Linked DNA regions of Homo sapiens: region 1 is linked to region 2. A link is a contact called in ENCODE Hi-C or POLR2A ChIA-PET data. All regions are on one chromosome and are shown on one strand. Each heading gives the region's core, a stretch centred on a gene start or an enhancer-like site at or near the end of the contact. The rest is flanking DNA. Distances are from core to core; before and after follow the strand shown.

Region 1 (2,700 bases), core at 164-2,663, 50 kb before region 2:
GAAACTGTGTTTTGTTCTTCCCAACTTTGTTCCCTTAAGGTTTAACATTCTGTCAGGCACATAGATGATGGTCAAAATAGTAAGTAAATGACTGAATAAAGAAATGACAAATGAATGAATGATGTACAGCCAGTTCACATTCTCAAAGAGTATGTGCCTTCACAAAAGTGAACTTGATCATAAGTTTTGAAAATGAACTCAGGACATACTAGATCAGCCCAAACTCAATTTACAATTCAAAGTTGCTGCTTCTAAGGTAGGATAACAACAATTACACATGACTAGTATTTATTGAACACTTACTATGTGCTAGGCACTATGCTAATCACTCTGCATATCTCCTGTCGTTAGTCCTTGCAAGCACTCATGACCCATGCATTTTTATTATTCCCACGTTACAGATTAATACACTGAAGCTTAGGGGGGTTAAATAGCCTTCCCAAAGTTGCACAGCTGCCAGTGGCTGAGCTAAGATTTGAACTGTGTCTTTCTGATTCACAGACCTGCGTTCTAGCTCCCTTGTCGCCCTGAGAAAAGACCAGTGAGTCCTGATGGATACCAGTAACATTGACAGCCGCAAAGGAGTTAATGTTTGTATATACGGCTTGTACTGTAGTCTTATAGTGAACAAAACTCACTGTTACATAGTTGCCTATGTGAGTTCCACTTCCCCTGATCCGTGGTCTGAAGCTCTACCACTTTTTTTCTCATTCTCACCCAAGAGGGGCAGCTGAAATGAAACCCACCGTCATCAACCAGGAACTGAACTCTCAAAAGAAATGAAGAATCCAGGGGCAACGGCAGTCTCGCTATTCATTAATGGGTTTATTGAGAACTCTCTTGACATTGAGCTGTAACTACAACATTTAAGAAAATCTCAAATTTGAAAATAAATAAGTTGGCTGACATACAGACATTTTACATATGAATTTAATAAAATCAATTTTTCTTTTTGAAATATTTGGTAATCTCTAAAATATATCAACTGCAACCCAGGAACATTGTATCCCAAGTTGTGATTCATGAAATGAAACGGAAATGTATTATGTAATTCAGTGGGGAGTGTCCAGCACAGAGCTCATTAGGGCTGTTGCTGGTGATGTGGACTGCAGTTTGGAAGCTCTGTGGTTTGGGCACGCTTCTCACAGTCCTTACCTCCCCTTCCTCCGTGGACATTTTAACCAAATATCGTCACCCTTTTAAAAATATCATTCTTGAGCATTTTGCCCACAGATGAGGATAATTCAGGGGAAGACGTAGGAAAAACTCTGAATTGTTTCCTATCTCCTCTTGCTTTACCATTAACCTATCTCGTAATGAGTCAGGCTCAGAACTGACTCATGGCCTTTCTATGTAGTTCCTGGATCCAGACCAGGCCTAGCCCATATATTGCACAGGTGGACACCATGGTGTCATCTGAGGTGAATGCAGCCCAGAGGAGAAAAAGGGACTTCCCCAGAATCATACGGTTCTTTAATGTCAGAGCCAGAACTGACTCTGAAATCTCTGGATTTTTTTTTTTTTTTTTCAGTTCATCGCACAGCCTGAACTTGTAGTAAAAGCATAGTTTTCCCTACATATGGTAATTTCCATGAAAACAAATAAAAAAGTGAGGAAAAAAGCACTGATCTGTAAAATACTTTTCTTTCAATCCTATCTGAGATTTTATGGCACTTCTTTGTTTAAAATTTTTTTTATTGAGATAAAATTTACGTTGCATAAGATTTGCCATTTTAGCTATTTCAGAATTTACGATTCAGTGGATTTTAGAACATTTATAATGGTGTACGGCCATCACCACTACCTAATTCTAGAATTTGTTTTACCCCAAAAGAAACCCTGTACCTGTAAAGTGTTCACTCCTCCTCTCCCTCTCCCCTGAAACCCTGGCAACCATTAATCTACGTTCTGTCTCTATGGATTTACTTATTTTGGATATTTTATATAAATGGAATCATACACTTTGTGGCCTTATGTGTCTGGCTTCTTTCAGTCTGGTCCTTGCTTGGTAGTGGTGAATTCTCTCAGCATTAGTTTGCCTGGAAAAGACTGTATCTTTCCTTCATTTATGAAATTTAGTTTCAGTGGATACAAAATTCTTGGCTGAGAATTGTTTTGTTTAAGGAGGCTAAAAATAGGACCCCACTCCCTTCTAGCTTGTAGGGTTTCTTCTGAGAAATCTGCTGTTAATCTGATAGGTTTTCCTTTATAGGTTACCTGATGCTTTTGCCTCATAGCTCTTCTTTCCTTTGTCTTGACTTTATATAACCCGATGACTATGTGCCTAGTTGATGATCTTTTTGCAATGAATTTCCCACGTGTTCTCTGAGCTTCTTGTACTTGGATATCTATATCTCTAGCAAGGTTGAGGAAGCTCTTCTTGATTATTCTCTCAAAGACATTTTCCAATCTTTTAGATTTCTCTTCTTTCTCGGGAAACCAATTATTCTTAGGTTTGGACGTTTAACATAGTACCAAACTTCTTGGAGGCTTTGTTCAGTTTCTAAAATTCTTTTTTTTCTTTGTTTTTGATGGATTAGGTTAATTCAAAAGCCTTGTCTTTGAGCTCTGAAGTTATTTCTTCTGCTTGTTCAATTCTATTGCTGAGACTTTCCAGTGCATTTTGCATTTCTCTAAGTGTGTCCTTGATTTTTCAGAAGTTGTGACTGTTTTCTATTTATGCTACCTACTTCACTGAAG
Region 2 (2,700 bases), core at 159-2,658:
CAAAACAAAACAAAACCTTCAGTGGTTTCTCATGACTTAACCAAATTAAGCTGAAAGTATTTAGCCTGATATTCAACACCCTTAAGAATTTGGGTCCGGTCCATCTTTCCAATTCCACTTCTCAGTGTTCCTCTGCTGGGAGAAGAAGTGGAGGAATGCTCGTTGCTTTCTCTGTGTTTTCCTGATTCCCTGTCATTTCTCAGGCTCTTCGCTCTGCAGTGACAACGCTTCCAACCCTTCTCGTCCAAAGCCTCCCAGGGGCCCACCAATCCACGCTCCTTTGTCATCTCCCTGACCGAATAGAATCTCTCCCTTCTTGGAGATTTCATAGGAACATGAGTTTATCTCCCTTATTTCACGTATTTCTTTGGTGCTTTGTATTGGCTTAATAGTTTTCTCTTTCTTCCAATGCATTTATCAACTAAGATGTAATCTTAGTACTAGGACTTTCTTATTCATATTTTTATCCCCTTGCACGTCTCACTCCTAGAACTTTGTACAAAACACTTATTTTTTTTTCAAATTTAAGATTTTTATTACAGCTGAATTTCCTCAGTTTCGTGAAGTAAAGTGGAGAATTAGAACATTTAGGCAGATAATTCAAGTCAAAGTATCTATTTGGCCATGATACCTGGCCATTGCTAAATGAAATCTCATGACAATATTAATTTAGACAAGATTCACTAATTGAGTAAAGAAAAACATATATAAAGTTTTTATACCCCCAAATATCATATTCATCAATAAATCCTGGTTATGTTTGGCACATCACAAAGAGACCAATGAATCATAAAGATATTATTGATAAGATTCTATAAGCTCATATCCTGCTATTAATTTTTTATACCAAATTCTTATTGGCTTTAATGAGAGTTCTGATTTTTTTTTCAACAGACAACCACATAAAAGAAGTTTTAAATAAATTTGTTTTCAGTTCTATAGTGAAGTATATGTAGGTTCAAGTGGAGAAAATTGCTTTGGGACATATTTATAGACCATATGTATTTATTCATCTAGGGATATTTGAGTAAAAACTCCCCTCAAAGACCACAAACATGAAACAGTACATGAGTATCTGCATCATTGCTATTTTGTTTCTCAATATGATTATTATTATATTTATATGGTATTTGTCTTTGAGTGGCAATGAGTACACTTAATTAAAAAACTTTGAAAATTGTTTCATCTCTACATGGTTCTTAACGATCAAACGTTACCACTATTTAACTGATGTGGAGCCAAAGCACAAAGAGGTGAAGCTAATTCCTGGAGAGAACTTGAGATAACCTGGGGAGTCTGTAAATATTTTAGCACGGTCTTCAAAGCTCAGTTCTATCCCACTTCCTCCCAATACCTTTGCTTGGCCATTCTGAGTCAGAGTGATCCTCCTGAGTCACTGTTGCATCAGACATGGCTCTTGTGCCACTCTCTGCTTTGTGTATGTTGGTCTTGTCTGCCCATTTAGACTTCAAGTTCCTTTAGGGACATGAAAACATATTATTAGCTCATTGATTACAATAATTTCTAAAATTACCCCTTGGAATTAAATATGTTAAGCATCTGGTTTATCCTTTCTAGAAACATCTACTCTAACATTTGTTGAGTACTTAGTATGTGCCAGGTACCAGAGGCAGAGAAAGGAATAATCCATTGCAGTACCTTCTCCAAATCTATGGGTGAGACAGGACAATTACCACAGCTGAAGTCTGGTGAGAAGGGTTCTTTTATGGAGAAAAAGACAAGGGTATCTTGGTCCACAGAGAGGGCACTGCTAACAAGCTAGCCACTTACAATCAATAGAACAGAGGCTCCGGAAAGAAAAATAACTTGCCCAGTATAATGGTTCAGTACATGGCAGTTGCAGGATTTAAACCCCAAGTATACAACTTCACAGCCCAGGTTTCCTTTTCGACATCAATTTGTTATCCCACTTGAACACCTAACTGTGTCTTACTTGTGGGTGTACTCCTCTGCACCTGTACTACAGTTGCCATACATAGGAAATAGTTGTTTTACTAAGTTAATGTGCGGAGGTCATGTAATGTTTCTTACTGCATTTCATGCCAAATTTTAAGTTAATACTAAATGGCTAACTAAAGCATTTGCATGTTTTCAAAGAGAGATTGGGGGAAGATCAGGAAAGACTATTGCTCTATTTCCCTTTTGCCATTGAAATTGAAAAAAAGAAAGAAAGAAAGAAAGAAGGCCACTGCTTAACCCACATGGATAGAAATGGGGCAGAACTGGGGTCTGGCAATGAGTGATGGGCAGAAGGCTGTTGCAAAGTGAGTGAGTGGACATTGAAAGTGCAGGGTTGGCTGCTTATACCTTCTGTCTAATTCAGCTGTTTGTATGGGTTTCAGACAGGAAAGGTTCAAGTGCAGGATGGATTTGTGATATAAACGCCCCATTCTTTATGCCCATTCTTCCATCATTAACCTTCCTACTCAGTCCTCGAAATGAAAAGCCCGGCATCTTCCATCTGCTCCACGTTATTTATGATGATGTCTCTAATTATGTCCAATTGAGTTGCTGTCGATGATTAAAGGTAATAAGTAATAATAACTTGGCCTCATCATTACCACCATTATTATTAGCTCATTGATTGCAATAATTTCTAAAATTACCCCTTGGAATAAAATATGTTAAGCACCTGGTTTATCCTTTTTAGGAACATCTGCTCTAAATGTGTGATAGCAT

What was found. Hi-C counts contacts between places; a loop is a spot of excess contacts on that map. ChIA-PET counts read pairs that join two places held with the same protein, here RNA polymerase II (POLR2A). Pooled maps may share reads with other maps.
Region 1: a loop to region 2 is called in a map of mammary epithelial cell, with 8 times the contacts of the local background. The contact joins two enhancer-like sites. A Hi-C loop is called at or near these places in 4 of 168 maps with a recorded cell type or tissue (Calu3, HCT116, PC-3 and 1 more) and 3 of 50 pooled maps. POLR2A ChIA-PET finds 5 or more read pairs at or near these places in 2 of 52 experiments (H1 and HCT116).

The regions. Positions count from the first base shown.
Region 1 is chr2:19,537,229-19,539,928 of GRCh38, reverse strand. No RefSeq gene overlaps it. Among named protein-coding and RNA genes, the nearest start is that of LINC01808, 70 kb to the right of the region's middle. Within about 2 kb of position 1,413, at least 11 of the 41 ENCODE cell types and tissues checked have a DNase peak (open chromatin) inside an H3K27ac peak, as active enhancers do; they include PC-3 and mammary epithelial cell, where a contact is called at or near this core.
Region 2 is chr2:19,487,144-19,489,843 of GRCh38, reverse strand. LINC01808 (long intergenic non-protein coding RNA 1808) reads right to left here. Exons shown (of 6, transcript NR_183418.1): 5 at 1,355-1,476. Among named protein-coding and RNA genes, the nearest start is that of LINC01808, 20 kb to the right of the region's middle. RefSeq lists an enhancer at 1,007-2,206. Within about 2 kb of position 1,408, at least 3 of the 41 ENCODE cell types and tissues checked have a DNase peak (open chromatin) inside an H3K27ac peak, as active enhancers do; they include PC-3 and mammary epithelial cell, where a contact is called at or near this core.